Linked DNA regions of Homo sapiens: region 2 is linked to region 1. A link is a loop called in an ENCODE intact Hi-C map of the cell type or tissue named here. Cell type or tissue: natural killer cell. All regions are shown on one strand.

Region 1 (8,000 bases):
GCTAAGGAAGGAGCTGAAGACACAGAGGCCTGGGACTTACGGTAATGTGGGTGCTGCCCTGTTCAGAACTGTCATCCAGCTTGGAGGTTCCATGACCCAGACTGTGTGTGAGGCAAGGGGGTTGGGGAGGACCTGGGGCTTGGCCCTATAGCTCACAGAGGCTGTCAGTCCTTCACCTAGGGAGCCCTGGCCACTCGTAGACACCTGTGGAGGTGGATGAGAATAGGTAGTGACCTCATAGAGGTTGTGGTCTGCCTAGGCACAAATGACAAGCGTATGGATGGATTTGAGGTCAGTGAAGCAGAGTTCAGGCCCATGGGGGATTTCGGGGACGACAGAGTTAGTGAGTCTGTGAGAGCCCGGGGAGACGAGCTGTGCCCACAGCCAGGGGTCTGTCCCGTTCACCCTGCGAAGGAGCACACGTGATTGAATGGGAATTTGAGCGCAAGATGAAAAAAACATGTGGGCCCCAAGTGCCGGTGGGTTGGGATGGCAACCACTGCATGTGATGGCGTCCCTGTTCCGCAGGAGCCACTGGAGAAGAGGGACATGAGGGCTTGGGCCAGGGCAGTGTCCAGGAAGCATCTAGCAACCCCCATGGCAGGACAGGTGACCAGGGAGACCCTGGAGGAGTGAGCTGAGGTGCTGTGAGGCTGGGCCCAGTGGGAAATGCGGGGCTTTGGGTACACATCTTTGAGAAGCAAGCAGGTGTGACTGTGGCCAGGGACTACACATGGGAATGTGGCCCAGGAGGGGTACAGAGCTGAGGGAAAAGTTTGGCTCAGCAAATCTGTGGGAAAATAGCCTGAGAGGCTTTCATGTGACTGCTGGGGGCAGGGGCAGACACTGGCCCCTCCAGACCCTCTGGAAGGACCAGGTGATGTTGGGTAAGTGAACCTGCAGGGGAAGGCAGGTTCCCAGTTCCTATGTGGATGCTGTCCCCTCCCGTGAGCTGCAGGGAGGATGTCATGGCTCAGGATCCCAGGCCAGGATCAGAGGGAGGGCCAGGGGTGAGACTGGAGGAGAAGGACCCTGGTCTAACTTCCCACCCCACTAGTACCATTCTAGTCGGGCCGTATAGGTACTGGTTTTCTCCTTCCTTCCAAAGCAATGCAAATTCATTGCCTAAATACTTAAAGATAGAGATAGAAGAAAATAGCCAGGTACGGTGGCTCAAACTTGGAATCCCAGAACTTTGGGAGGCCAAGGAAGGCAGATTGCTTGAGCTCAGGAGTTTGAGACCAGCCTGGGAAACATGATGAGACCCCTGCCTCTACAAAAAAATAGAAAAATTATCTGGGTATGTTGGTATGTGCCTCTGGTCTCCGCTACTCGGGAGGCTTTGGTGGGAGGATCCCTTGAGCCCAGGAGGCAGAGGTTACAGTGAACCGACATTGTGCTGCTGCACTCCAGCCTGGGTGACAGAGTGAGACCCTGTCTCAAAAAAAAAAAAAAAAAGAAAAAGAAGAAGAAGAAAATACCTCCATTCCCAGCCTCAGCCACTGATCTGTGGGGTGTGTCTCCTGGACCTGTGGGGACATTTTCCTGACGGGCAGACTTGAGTGGGCAGTGATGTGAGCAGTGGTCCATGTGGGTTCTGCAGCATCCCAGGATATACCCAGAGGCCGGGCCCTGCACCAGTCTCAGCATCACAGATGTGTTGAGGCCCAAAGGGCTGGGGGTAAGCATGGAGAGGCGAGCATGTCCACTCGGACTCAGGGGCCCACCCTCAGTGCCCCCTTCTCCTGCCCTCATCCACTCTTGATGCTCCCCCCTGCCCTCTCAATGCTGAGCAACCAGAGAAAGCCCACAGCCAGCAAAAAGGCTTTCCTCTTGGGTGTAGGTCTCCAGGATCCTGCTTGTACATTGTAAATCAAAAGCTTGGCCTGTTAGCTTGACTGTGCTCTTGTCTTGGGGTTTTCCTGACCACAGGTCTGTGGGCAACAGAGGAATTGATGCCCAGCGCTTCTCCCAGGGTGAGCCCTCATCCAGCTGTGTCCAGAATGAGGAGCAGATGGAAGGAATTGGGGAGAAAAGTGAAGGTTCTTATTTTTTGAACAGGGTCTTACTCTGTCACCCAGGCTGGAGTGCAGTGGCACGATCCTAGCTCACTGCACCAAGAACACCTGGGCTCAAGCGATCTTCCCACCCTAGCCTCCTGAGTCACTAGGACTACAGGTGCACACCACCATGCCCAGCTAACTTTTTAAAATTTTTGTAGAGACAGGGCCTCCCTATGTTGCCCAAGCGAATCTCGAATTCCTGGCCTTAGCCATCTTCCCTGGGAGACCCTGGATCCAGAGCTTGGGGGTGACATCGGCCTCCTCCTGCCATGAGGATCAAGATAGGCAGCAATGGCCAAGGGCACAGTCTGGCGGGCCATAGCCCTGTGCCACCCACCGCGGGTGTGCAGCGGTGCAGAAGCAGATGCGTCTGTCTCAGCGAGTTCTCCCCAGGTAGGCTGTGTGGGCGCTGGGCCAAGCACTTCCCTACCACGAGCTGGTCGCAGTTCAGACCAAGCAGTGCAAGGCACACCCGCTGGGTGTGAGGCACAGTGGTGGCCCCACTCTTTGCCTGGCTCGTGCCTCCTGTGTGGAGGCAGATCAGCTGTCCCAGGGCGGGCTGTGGTCAGACCTGGAGGCCACGTGCTGCAGCCCTTCCCAGGCCCTGACTCCTCTTCCTCCACCTAGGAGTCGTTCATGCCCACCAAGGGGCACATGCTGGTGGTGCGCCTGCCACTGAAGCACCTGCACGCCTTTGCCGACAGCCTGAAGCCAGAGCAGGTCTCACCTTTCGTCCACTCCCACACCACCAGCCCGCTGGGGGAGTTCAAACAGTGGGTGGCCCTTGCGGCTTCCAGCCGCTGCTGTCTCCTCCTCGTTCCCCTCCTCCGGTGTTGCCCACGGCGACCTCTCCCCGGGGCATGGGGGGCAGGGTGAGGGGAATCCCTTCCTGCTCACAGAGCACGTGAGGCCTCTGGAGGGCTACGCAAGTGCCTTCTCAGCTAGCCTGGTGGGGCTGCCGGCTGATCTCTGGCTCCCAGAGCCTCTCTCTCCAGACTGGCCAAAAAGGCCCCATCACGGTGCCGTCTCTTGCTCCTCCCCACCCGTCAGGAGAAGGGTTGGGGCGGGTCCTGACTCCCAGGCCCATCGGGGCTGGCAGAGTGGGCTGTTTTGTGTGGGGCTGAGGTGAGGTGTGTGCAGGAGATGCAATGGCTTGGCCGCCTGCATGCTGTGTCCTCGGGATGCTCCCTAACCTCGGTTTCTTCCTCTGAAGAATGGGGCTGAAACCAGCTCTTACCACTCAGAAGTGCCTAGTGCTCTCTCCCAGCAGAGCCAACCCTCACTAATGGGAACCCCGGGCTCATCTGTGAGCAGGGCCACCTTACTGTGCAAGCGGCTGGTGACCCTCCCCTCCTCTGCAGGCCGCTGTCCCGAGGTTAGTCCAGCAGAAACTCTACCTCTTCCTGCGGCATTGCTTTGGCCACTGGCCCTTGGACGCATTGTTCAGAGCTAGGAGTGTCGGCCCCATCACATGTGTGCCTGTGTCTTCTGTGTGCCCCAATGAGGGAGGTCCCCTGGGGTGGATGAAGGAGAACAAGTGTTGTCACAGAGACCTTGGAGAGGAGGGGGCCTTGGAGGGCCACGTTGTTCTTTCTGTTTCAGTTTCCAAAGGCAACCCTCAGGCACAGCAAAGCCCTGCCCCATCCCACCTGTCTGGTGCCAGACAGGTTTCTACTCTTACGCAACCAGGTAGCACTGGGTCCCGTGGGCCGGGAAGAGCCCGCCCATGACCCTGGCTTCTGAAGAGCAGTGAGAGAACCAAATCTCACAGGGCTGTGCGCGTCTCTCCTGCGCCCTCTGGGGGACGTGGGAAGAGCCAACTTAGCTGCCACCTGGGTACCTGGGTTCCAGGCCATCAGAGGATTTGGCCCCAGCCACTGGGCCTTCAGCACACACCTCCCCCACAGGTCCTGGAGGTGTGGCTGAGCTACCTGCAGCCATGGTGGTATGCAGCTGACAAGCAGGCTGCCAGCAGCAACTCCCAGCCCCAGTGTGTCTGAGAAATGGTGAGCCCTGGCCCCCTCTCCTCACATGCCACTGGCTCCCCTGGGCAAATGTTGCTCCAGTGGGTGGAGGCCAAGACAGCGGCCTGTGCTGGGGTCAGCCTGGCCCTGGCCCTCTCCCAGCTGCTGCTGAGTGGAGCACAGACCAGCCCTTCCTAGGCTCAACTTCGCCAGGCCCTAGAATGGGTTTCTCATGGAAGCAGTGGGTGACCTGTCCCCTCTCCCTTCTGGCCCAGACAAATTTTCATGGTGACCCCCAAACTGTTCCTTAACCCTTCCTTACCAGCACAGAGCAGACCAGTGGCCACCTTCCCCTCATCTCCTGCTTGATCCTCACAGCAGACCCCCCCAGGCTTCCATGGCACCTGGCGTGGCCACTGACCTCTCCTTTCCTTGCCCGAGGCCTTCCCCTTTGGACCCTCTGGGGGATCCTCCCTCAGCCCCCTCAGGCTCTGGGCTGGCCTCTGCCATGGTGGCTTCAGTCCTCTTGGAAAGGGGCCTCAGGCCTGCTAAGGATGCAGCAACCTCAGAGGGCCTGGGTCTCACCTGCCTGTGTCCTGCCCTCCCTGCCTGCCAACAGTCTCCTGAGCTGTCATCCATAACACTGCACAGTTAAGGCTGAGACCGGCTGGACCCTGCCTGCCCTGCAGCCACCAGGCACCAGGCACTGGGTGGAAGACCGCAGGTATACCCACAGAGGGGGTCTGCACAGACCAAGCTGCGGGCCCATGGCACCACAGTTTCTCCCTGGCAACTCGTGGCAGCATCCTTGGGAGGCGGTCTTGGTCTCTGGCATGCGTTTGTCTTGGCTGGGTTGGACATTGGCTTCTGTCACTCCTCCTGGTGTTTGCCCTCCTGCAGACACTGTCGGGGGCTCTGTGAGCCACCAGCTCCCTCATTTGCCCTCCCCATGTCGGCCACCTGCTACATGGGAGACACTGCTGGGCAGGACCTCAGGAGGACACCCCTGGGTCATGGCTCCCCAGATACCTCGGAGGCATCCTGAAAACCTGTGGGCAGCAACCAGGTTCTCTGTGCCCCCGGAAGTGGGCGCTAGGTTCGTCTCCTGCCTTCCAGTTCGAGCAGCTGTTCCCGGAGCCGGAGCTCGTCATCCCCCTACCGCCAGCACCGACTCTTCACAGCCTGCACATTCGCCAGCAGCATCCTGTCATAGTGGCCACCAGTGGTCACTGATGCCTCCTTCAATGTGAAGAGTCACATCTATGGCCTGGAGGGCCAGGACTGCAAGTACACCCGATGTTCGGGCCCGAGGCTTACACCCTGGTGAGTGGGTTGGCGGTGCCCCTTCACAGGACCCCTGGAGCCACAAGGCTGAGCAGAGGCAGGGAAGTGCTGTGTTCTGGCGGGAGGGAGGGAGGTTGGGCGGAGAGTTGACGCACATCTCCTTTCCCCGTTTCAGTAAAGTCTGATTTGTTTCTGATAACGAAGGCAGTGTTGGGAAATTTCACATTTAGAAGATCATTCTTTAGTCTTTAAAAGTCCTCCAGCAGAAGCTGCTCCTCCCGTCACTCAGTGATCTGGCTGTGCACCCATCTTAGGGCCCCCAGCCAGCCTGCCTGGGTGGCAGTACAGGCGTATCCTGCCGGTGACCTGCCCTCGCCTCCCTTGCAGGTCCTGCACCTTACTCAGCTCATCACGCAGGCCAAGCACACGGCCAGGTCCATCTCGGACCAGTGTGTGGAGACTCCAGCTGGCCACTCCTTCCTGTTGTGGCTGGGCTTTGGCCCCACAGACACCAACGGCTCCTATTCAGCCATGACCTGGGCGAGATGGGGCAGGACAGCGTCCAGAAGATGGACGAGTGCCTGGAGGAGGCCCTGGCGTACCTGCGCCAGATATTCCGAGTATGAGCAATGGGGCCTGTTCCACGGCCGTTAGGGTCCCCTTCCCCGAAGGATCCACTCCCCCTTTGCCCATGGTCAGCATGCATCCGTCCCAGGCCCCATGCAGATGAACCCGGTGTTGTGGGAGGCAGGCCCACACCCCGAGTGTCATGTCCGGGTGCTCTCGTTGCCACTGTTAGAGGCTGGTGGGGTGAAGACTGGTGTTCCTTTGCCTTGACACTGAGGGCAGAGGAGCTTCTCTCTCTCTGGTAGCTCAGTGAAGTGCAGCTCACGCAGAGTCTCTCACACTTGCCTTGGACACCATCCAGGATGAGAATGGAAAGAAGCAGCTCCGGACTGCATCGCGGGTGAGGACAGACTCATCCCCACGCCCCTGGGCCAGTACCAGGTGAGAGGCCCAAGTCCCAGAGGTGCATGGGTTGGGCCCTGACGTGTCCCCAGCTCCCTCCTCCCCTGTGAGCAGAGATGGCTTGGCTCTTCTGAGTTGTGTGCAGGGGCCATGTTTCCTTTTCTCTTCTTTCTTTTTTTTGAAACAAGGTTTCCCTCTCTTGCCCAGGCTGGAGTGCAGTGGCATGATCTTGGCTCACTGAAACTTCCACCTCCTGGGTTCAAGCGATTCTCCCACCTCAGCCTCCTGAATAGCTGGGATTACAGGCACATGCCACCATGCCTGGCTAACTTTTTTTTTTTTTTGAGACGGAGTCTTGCTCTGTAGCCCAGGCTGGAGTGCAGTGGCGCAATCTCGGCTCACTGCAAGCTCCACCTCCTGGGTTCACGCTATTCTCCTGCCTCAGCCTCCTGAGTAGCTGGAACTACAGGTGCCCGCCACCAAGCCCAGCTAATTTTTTTTTGTATTTTTTTTAGTAGAGACGGGGTTTCGCAGTGTTAGCCAGGATGGTCCTGATCTCCCGACCTCGTGATCCACCTGCCTCAGCCTCCCAGAGTGCTGGGATTACAGGTGTGAGCCACTGCACCTGGCCAATTTTTGTATTTTTAATAGAGACGGGGTTTCATCATATCGATCAGGCTGGTCTCTAACTCCCGACCTTGTGATCCGCCCGCCTCGGCCTCCCGGAGTGCTGGGATTACAGGCATGAGCCACTGCACCTGGCCAGGGCCATGTTTTCTGGCCCAACCCTATAGCCTGGGTTTCTAGATCATCAACAGGCTGCAAAGGTTTGAAATTGAGTACCAGGGGGACCCGGAGCTGCAGCCCCTCTGGAGTTATGAGATTACCAGCTTGGTCTGAGCATCCTTCCGGCTGTCATCTGCCATCAAACACAGAGTGAGTGGGCAGGAGGGCTGGCCTGGCCTCTTCAGAGAGGGTTCTGGGTGCTCCTGCCTGGGGTGCAGTCTCAGGGTGGCCTGTGGGGGTGGGGTGCAGCTGTCCTGAGGCCTGTGGTGCCACCACCCCATGCCCCCGTGCCACTGCCTGCGCTTCAGTTTGCAGACCAGATGGCGGCTCTGTGTTCCTGAGATGACTTCCTTGCCAGCTTCTGTTGCTACCACCTCACAGAGCCCACGCTGGCCAGCGGCCACAGGCTCAACCTGCACTTCCTAGGCAGCTACCTGACACTGCCCTGGCTACTGCTGGCTTTCTTCATGGCCTCTCTGTTCTGCATCAGGCCCCTCACCTGTGCACTGCTGTTCACCCTGGGCTACGCCCTCTACTCCTTGGCCATGATGTTGCTGACCAGGTGGGGAAGCTGCACCAGCCCTGATGGCATTGGAGGTGGGAGGCCACTCCAGGTGGGAACATGGTTATCTTTGGGCTCCTGGTGGGGGCAGGGGGGTTCCTGCAGTCGTGGATGCATCTAGGGGAAATGGGACTAAAAAGGGAAGAAGGTAGCTTCAATAAAATCTAGTGCTTAAAGACACAGCAACTGTTCGATGATATTGAAGTATTCAAAATATATGACAACTACAGATTCACTGACAGAAACCACCACGGGGTATCTCACACCTTCATTCACCCCACAGATGACACACCAGGGAGAACAGCGTCTCGGTGGTGATTTTTTTTTTTTTTTTTTTGAGACAGAGTCTTGCTCTGTAGCCCAGGCTGCAGT
Region 2 (8,000 bases), 140 kb before region 1:
CATTACGTTGAACGTGTAACAACATTGTGAGAGGGTTATGCCCACTTTACAGATGAGCACATTGAGGCTCAGAGACATTGACTTCCCAAGGTCTCACAGCTGATTAGTATCAGAGCCAAGCTCTAACTCAGTCCTGCTTGGTGCCAAAGACCGCATTGTTTCCAGAAAATGTAAAGCAGTTTCACGTAATTTATTTTTTTAAATAAACCAGTTTAATAATTTCATGAGAGAAATCATGTATTTTTGTTCTTGTTTATATTTTGATGTTCCCCAACATCTGTATTTTCTTCTCCTGGTCCTCTTTCTCCACACCATGTCCCCTCAAAAAAAAATCCCTCTAAACTCAAAACAGTTGAGAAGCTCACTTTCCCCATTAGTACTGATGCTAAAGGGAAATGCGAAAGGAGGTCCTTTTCAATGCATGCTGTACTCTGCAGTGACCGTGGATGAACAGGAACTGAAAGGTGTGGCACAGCAGCCAGCCTGGGTTAGGAAGCCAGGTCACTGAGGCCCTGGGGCTGGGAGGCTGAGGCTGAAGCAGAGAGAGTGGCTGGAGGGGTGGAGTGGGTGGGCGGTAGTTTTCAAATATTTTTCTCCCATTCTGTGGGTTGCCTTTGTATTCAAGGTGTACCCTTTTCTGTCTCTTCCCATTAGACTGAAGAGCAGCCAGCAGATGTTTAAGAGCCTGCTGGCCTTGGCTCTCCCCTTCAGCCCCTTTACGGTCTGTAAGTGACATTTATAAGCTGCACACGCAACTCTCAAGGAGACGGCTGTGAATGCTTTCATGGCGTTTCCATCACAGGTGACATTGCTCTCACAATCTAGTGATTCTTTTTCTTGCAAAGGCCTATTTACCAGTAGCAGAAACTGCCTTCCAGAGACTTTTTTTTTTAATTTCTTATGGAACATATCAAACTGCTGGGTATTCTAAAATATTTTGCTTTATTAACTTGCCAGCAGTGAAGATTTTTATTAATAGTAACCCCCAGACCCGAGTGTGACTGCTTCATTGGGTTTAGGCTTAGCCATGGTAAACACGAGGAAAGGATAGTGCTGCCATAGTCTACAATAATGGTTATCTGTCTGTAGGCAACTCAGCTGAGCGAGCGCCCGGCCTGTGTGAAGAAAGACTACTCCAACTTCATGGCATCCCTGAATCTGCGCAACCGCTACGCGGGCGAGGTGCTTCTCTTGTCCTTGCGCCCTAGGGCCTTTAACGTGTCCTCTTGTTTTGAGGCCTGTTGGCCGCTTCCTAGTGGAAAATGAACAAAGCGTCCCGGTGATGTGGAATTAACATATTTTAGGAGGATTTAAAGAGCACATTTTAGGAGGATTCTTGGCACATTCCAGAGTGTTAATGACCAGTTACTTGTTTTTTCCACAAGAGGGTAACTCTGTGTACACTTTGGCTACACTGAATGAAGGTTTTTAATTTTTTTGGCTTTTTTTTACAGCAGTAACAAACACTTACATGCCATAGGCTCTTGGGCACTCGGTAAGATGTATGTATTATTATTCCAGTTTTATAGATAAACGGAGGTTCCCAAGATTAAGTAACTTGCCAAAGTCGCACAAGTGGAGTGGGGTCTGGAACCACATCTTCCAACTCCACATCGTGGGCTTTCACCCACCACACCACAGTTTATTCCAGCCTCACCAGTGCCATCACATCTGTGGGCCTCCATTTCCTGCTCCATAAACTCAGAAGCTAATCTATACCATTTCTTTTTGTTTGTTTGTTTTTGTTTTTGTTTTTGAGACAGAGTCTCGTTCTGTTGCCCAGGCTGGAGTGCAGTGGCACAATCTTGGCTCACTGCAAGCTCTGCCTCCTGGGTTCACGCCATTCTCCTGCCTCAGCCTCCCGAGTAGCTGGGACTACAGGCACCCACCACCACGCCCGGCTAATTTTTTGTATTTTTAGTGGAGACGGGGTTTCACTGTGTTAGCCAGGACGGTCTTGATCTCCTGACCTCATGATCTGCCCGCCTCGGCCTCCCAAACTGCTGGGATTACAGGCGTGAGCCACCGCGCCCAGCCTAGTCTATGCCATTTCTAAGCTCCCTGGTGACTCTGAAAGTCTATCAGTGGCCTGGTCTGAGTGGGAGTTCACTCCTTCTTAGCACTCTGTCACTTGTATGTTCTTCTCTCTGGAAAAAAAAGTTATATTTGTCTTTAAAAATAGATAGGTTGGCCAAGCACAGTGGCTCACGCCAGTAATCCCAGCACTTTGGGAGGCTGAGACAGGAGGATCACCTGAGCCCAGGAGTTCGAGGATGCAGTGAACTATGATCGCACCACTGCACTCCAGCCTGGGCAACAGAGCAAGACTCTGTCTCAAAGAAAAAATTATTAATAATAGTAAGGAGGGCTGGGTGTGGCCGCTCACGCCTGTAATCCCAGCACTTAGGGAGGCCAAGGTGGGCGGATTATTTGAGGTCAGGAGTTCAAGACCAGCCTGGCCAACATGGTGAAACCCTGTCTCTACTAAAATAGAAAAATTAGCCAGGCGTGGTGGCGCATGCCTGTAATCCAGCTACTTGGGAGGCTGAGGTGGGAGGATCACTTGAACCCAGGAGGCGGAGGTTGCACTGAGTCGAGATCACGCCACTGCACTCCAACCTGAGCATCAGAGCGAGACTCCCTCTCTCAAAAAATAATAATGAGGCTGATATTGTTGTTTGAGTCATTAATTGAGTTTGAGGAAATGTATTTATCCAGCTCACATTCATGCAGTCCCACCATGGGTCAGACCCCGGGCTCACTGCTGGGTACAATGATGAGGGACAAGGTTCCCACCCTTGGGGAACATCTGCAGTGGTGGCACTGCCAACATGCATTTCTAGAGGAGCTGTTCTTTAAAAAAAAAAAAAGCTGTGATCAGTGGTAGCATCATTGAAATGAGCCTGTCTCTCTGCATGCATGAGCTCCACTTTGGGGCAGCGAGGCACCCACCAGTGCCACCACAAGTGTGGTCTGGTGGCTTCCAGAACCTTACCCACATTGCCTGGATTATATGCTTAGTTGCTGATGAGAATGTTTTTGCAGGTGTATGGAATGATTCGGTTCTCAGGCACCACAGGCCAGATGTCTGACCTGAACAAAATGATGGTCCAGGATCTACATTCAGCTTTAGACCGCAGTCATCCTCAGCACTACACGCAGGCCATGTTCAAGCTGACCGCAATGCTCATTAGCAGTAAAGGTAACTCACTGAAGCACTGTGGAATTCTGGGCTCGTTTCTAAATGAATGCTGGCCTTGATGACCCATAGCCAGCTGGAGTACTGGCCGGAGAAAGAGCAGGAGCTCCCCCAGTAGAGGAGTATCTCTCATGAGTGGAAAGTCAATAAAAGGCCATCACTGGCCCCAGCTGGTCAACTCTTGTTGGCCCAGGGAAGCTGTTTTGGGGTTCAGCTGTTGTTGGAGGCCTCTGACTGACGTGTGTTTGGTTCCAGATTGTGACCCGCAGCTCCTTCATCATCTGTGCTGGGGTCCCCTCCGGATGTTCAATGAGCATGGCATGGAGACGGCCCTGGCCTGCTGGGAGTGGCTGCTGGCTGGCAAGGATGGAGTGGAAGTGCCGGTAGGACCCTGACCTCGGGTTGGCAGTGAGGATGGGATGGGATAACAGACGGGAAGAGCCTTCCCTGGTGCCGCCACCACCAAGCATGGAGACACTGGGCAAGCCCCTCACCTTCTCAAGCCTCAGTCTCCTTACAGATTCTATTATTATACCTGACAGTCACAGAAAATAGAATATATGTTAACAGCATCCCACTGGTGCCTAGAAGCCGTTATCTCCCAAAACCTCGGTAGGGGGAGCCATTTCTCTACTGAAATTGGAAATCCAGCTTTTTGAACACCTGTTAACTTTGAATTTGATTGGGAGCAGTTGTGTTTGTCCACGGGAATGTTTTTCTTGACCTAATCTTGGGATCAGCCCCCTTTCCCTGCATCCGTATTTCTGGAGTTGCTACTGCAGGGGGTGCCCACAAGGAAGTTTATACTCACGTTTCAGCTGATTAGATAAACGCTTAAGAACAATTTTATTTTTCAAAGATTCTGTTAACTGTCAGGGTAGCAGGGAATTTGACATGTTTTCTTTCTGTATTTCTTAGGATTAGTTGAAATGAGTGGTCAAAAAGGGGGATTTTGATTTTCTTCTTCCCTCAGGAAAATTGGAATATTTCCAAAAATGTAATTAAAATGTTCCGGGCTGGTGGTGGTGGCAGTGATGATAATATCTCACATTTGCCTGCTATTTTATAACCTCGTGGGGTTTGTATCAATCACACCATTGAGCGCTGTTAGGAAACATTTTGGTCCAGTGGGCGCCTGGGGGAGGTTGTCTAGTCAGGGGGACACCTGTGAAGTCAGGGGAGTGCTGGGTTCTCAGCCTGACCAGCCTGCTCCCATCAAAGATATGCAGAAGGGCCTGTGGAAGTCACGCTTCAGCCTGCAGGGCTCTGATTCCTGGGCGGGGCTCCTCACCTGCATGGTGGACATCATTACAAGAGCACCTGCATCCTAGTGAGCTGTCAGTAAATGACAACTGGAGTGGCCACATCAGTTATAGTTCTTGCCAGGGAGAGGATTCTGCAGAGACAGCTGTATACCATTGCCACTGTGGATACCCACTGCCATTATGACACCCAATTTCTCCCTCTAATTCCTTGTGTCCTGTTTTCATATTTTACTACTATATGCATTAGACCTTATAATGTTGTTTCTGTTCAAAAAAATCAAAAGTCTTTCAAAGAAATTAAGACAAGGCTTTGTTACAGCATTATAATTTATCCAAATGTTTTTCATCACTCACACTTTTACAGTCTTCCTGTGATCTCCTCTGCCAAGTAATTTTCTTTAACAGTTCCAGTAATGCAGGTCTGCTGGAAATAAATTCTCTCATCTTAGTTCACCTTCATCTTTGATGCATATGGATTATTTTTTCTAGGCCCAGGATTCTAGGTTGATAGTTTTTTGTTTTATTGTTTTTAGCATTTCAGATATTATCTTCTATTGTCTAGTAGCTTGCATTGTTTCTGGAGAGAAGTCAACAGTCTTTTTGTTTCTCAGTACAGCCGGCCCTCCATATCCATGGGTTCCACATCCTGGAACCAGTTCTCCTGAGGATACCAAGGATGACTGTATATGTTATTGTTTTTCTTTTGACTACTTGTTGGATGTTTCTCCTTATCTTTCATTTTTAGTTGTTTGACTGTGTGTGAATTTCATTGTATTTATCCTGTTGGAATTCATTGAGCTTCTTAATTTCAGGGATTTAGGATTTTCATCAAACTTGGAAATCTTGAGGTCAGTATTTCTTTGTCATTTCTTTTTCTTTTTTTTTTTTACTTCCTAGGCTCTTAAGGTCAATATTTTTTTAATTTTTTTTTACTTCATTCTCTCTCTCTTCTCCTTTTTGGATTCCAGGTACACATATATTAGTGACTTGGTATTGTCCCATAGATCATCGACATTCTCTGTAGTCTTTTTCAGTTTTTCAGGGTTTTTCTCACTCTTTCATTTGGTTAATTTTTTTTTTAACCTGTATACCAGTTCACTGTTCTTTTCTTCTGCTTTATTCATTCTGCTGTAAAACCATCTTGTATATTTTTTATTTCAGATACAATTCTCAGGTCTAGAAAACAAAACAAAAAATAAATATTTAATTTAAAAATAAGAAAAAGAAACAATTCCAGATCTAGGATTTCTAGTTAATTCTTTTTTTTTTTTTTTTTTTTTTTTTGAGATGGGGTCTCACTCTGTTGCCCAGGCAGGAGTGCAGTGGCACAATCTTGGCTCACTGCAACCTCCGCCTCGTGGGTTCAAGTGATTCTCCCACCTCAGCCTCCCAAGTAAGTGGGATTACAGGCACCAGCCATCATGCCTGGCTAATTTTTGTGTTTTTGTACAGACAGGGTTTCACCATGTTGGCCAGGCTGGTCTTGGACTCCTGACCGCAGGTGATGCACCTGCCTCAGCCTCCCAAAGTGCTGGGATTACAGGCATGAGCCACCACGCCCAGCCATTTAATTCTTTTTTATAGTTTGCATTTTCTGCTGCTGAGATTCTCTTACCTTCATGCATTCTTTCCATTATTTCTTATAAATCTTTGAGCATATTTATTGTAATTATTTTTATATCGTTATCTGGTCTGTTCTTGTATTTGAGTCATCTTGGGTCAGTTTCTTTTTATCTTTTTTCTTCAATGTTTGAAAGTTTTTGTTTCTATACTGGACATTGTACATTTAAATAAAACTGACAGTTGAGGAGGACTGCTGTATATTTTCCCAGAGAGAAGGAGGTCTTTATTTTTTTTCTTTTGTTTTTTTTTTTTTCCTGAAGACAGTCTTGCTATGTTGCCCAGGCTGACGTCAAATTCCTGAGCTCAAGTGATTCTGCTGCCTCGGCCTCCTGACCCAGTAGCTGGGACTTTTTTTGTTGTTGCTTTTTTTTGTTTTTTTTTTTTGAGATGGAGTCTCGCTCTGTCACCCAGGCTGGAGTGCAGTGGCCCGATCTTGGCTCACTCCGCCTCCCGGGTTCACGCCATTCTCCTGTCTCAGCCTCCCGAGTAGCTGAGACTACAGGCGCCTGCCACCACGCCCGGCTAATTTTTTGTATTTTTTAGTAGAGACGGGGTTTCACTGTGTTAGCCAGGATGGTCTCGATCTCCTGACCTTGTGATCCGCCCGCCTCGGCCTCCCAAAGTGTTGGGATTTTAGGCGTGAGCCACTGCGCCCAGCCAGTTGCTTTTTTTTTTTTTTTTTTTTGTGACTGAGTCTCCTGACTTTGTTAGCCAGGATGGTCTCGATCTCCTGACCTTGTGATCCGCCTGCCTCGGCCTCCCCAAGTGCTGGGATTACAGGCGTGAGCCACCGCGCCTGTCCGAGATGTCTTTCTTATGTCTGGTGGCTCCTCCTCCTACTCAATAGCTGGTCTTGGCAGGAAGTATGGGTTCTTCCTGCTTTTTACCCCACTTCCTTTTTTTTTTATTTTAAGCAAAATTGGGAAAGGTGTCTTAAAGGGATTTTTATACAAACCAAATTACTGTTTCATTTGGGGTCTTTTGGAGTCCAGCTTGCACTTCCTGCTCCTACCATCTCCAGTGGCTCAGCTGGCCTCAGGTCCCTTGGCCTGTGTCAGGCTTCTCCACCCACTCACACTCACACCTGGCACTGGCCCCAGCAGCACGTGGTCATTCAGGTCCTCACTCCCTGTCTCTGCCTCCACAAGGACCTGACCTGTCCAGGTCCCATAGTGCCCAGGAGATGAAGAGATGTCACACTTGCTGTTCGCATCTCAGCGTGGGAACAGTGGGGAGCCTGACCTCCTTACAGGGGTCTGGGACCTTCATTTCACTGAGAGGGGAAAGATTCATGATCCTTGTATGATACTTAAAATTCATGACCCAAAATAAATGCATGTGGGCTGCACTAGTAACTGATAACTTGCTCTGGTCCTGCTGTGTGCCCAACTTAAGCAGGGCATTATATGTATATTACTCTCCTGTCCATTGAACCCAGGCCTTGGGGTCTAGGCTGATGGTTGCAGTTTCCCCCACACCCTGAGGCTGTCCTCCTGTGGGCTCAGGAGGGACCCGATCCTGGGAAGTCTTAGCCACGCTCACTCCTGTGTGGGCCCAGGTGCCCACCTGCCTGCACACACCTGCCTACACACACCTGCCTACACACTATCTCTTGGTGGGACTCTCCACTTCCCAGAAGAGGACAAGTGTGCCCTCCTCTCAGGGTCTTCTGGAAGCCCTGGTTTCACCACAAATTGTGACTGTCAGGACACAGTGCTGCTATGGTCAGGATTCCTTTCCATATGCTGCTTCAGCCTCAGACCTCGGTGGGCCTTAAGAGTAGGGGCTGCTCAGCCAGGCGCAGTGGCTCACGCCTGTAATCCCAGCACTTTGGGAGGCCGAGGCGGGTGGATCACCTGAGGTCGGGAGATCGAGACCAGCCTGACCAATATGGAGAAACCCTGTCTCTACTA

The links. Peaks named below come from ENCODE experiments on the same cell type or tissue, not always from the same donor. Only the 100,000 strongest peaks of a DNase experiment are listed, where the experiment ranks them.
Region 2: a loop joins it to region 1, with 10 times the contacts of the local background. A loop is called at or near these places in 16 of 110 quality-filtered maps.

Annotation. Positions count from the first base shown.
Region 1 is chr22:20,602,247-20,610,246 of GRCh38, reverse strand. It overlaps the pseudogene SMPD4P1. Among named protein-coding and RNA genes, the nearest start is that of MED15, 99 kb to the right of the region's middle. In natural killer cell, CTCF peaks have their summits at 3,676 and 3,875 (motif pointing left); a DNase peak (open chromatin) is centred at 3,846; H3K27ac peaks cover 1,615 bases.
Region 2 is chr22:20,737,810-20,745,809 of GRCh38, reverse strand. It overlaps PI4KA (phosphatidylinositol 4-kinase alpha), which reads left to right. Exons shown (of 55, transcript NM_058004.4): 30 at 1,090-1,182; 31 at 3,046-3,202; 32 at 3,455-3,582. Among named protein-coding and RNA genes, the nearest start is that of SERPIND1, 32 kb to the left of the region's middle. RefSeq lists a silencer at 458-507. In natural killer cell, CTCF peaks have their summits at 3,647 and 3,846; a DNase peak (open chromatin) is centred at 3,819.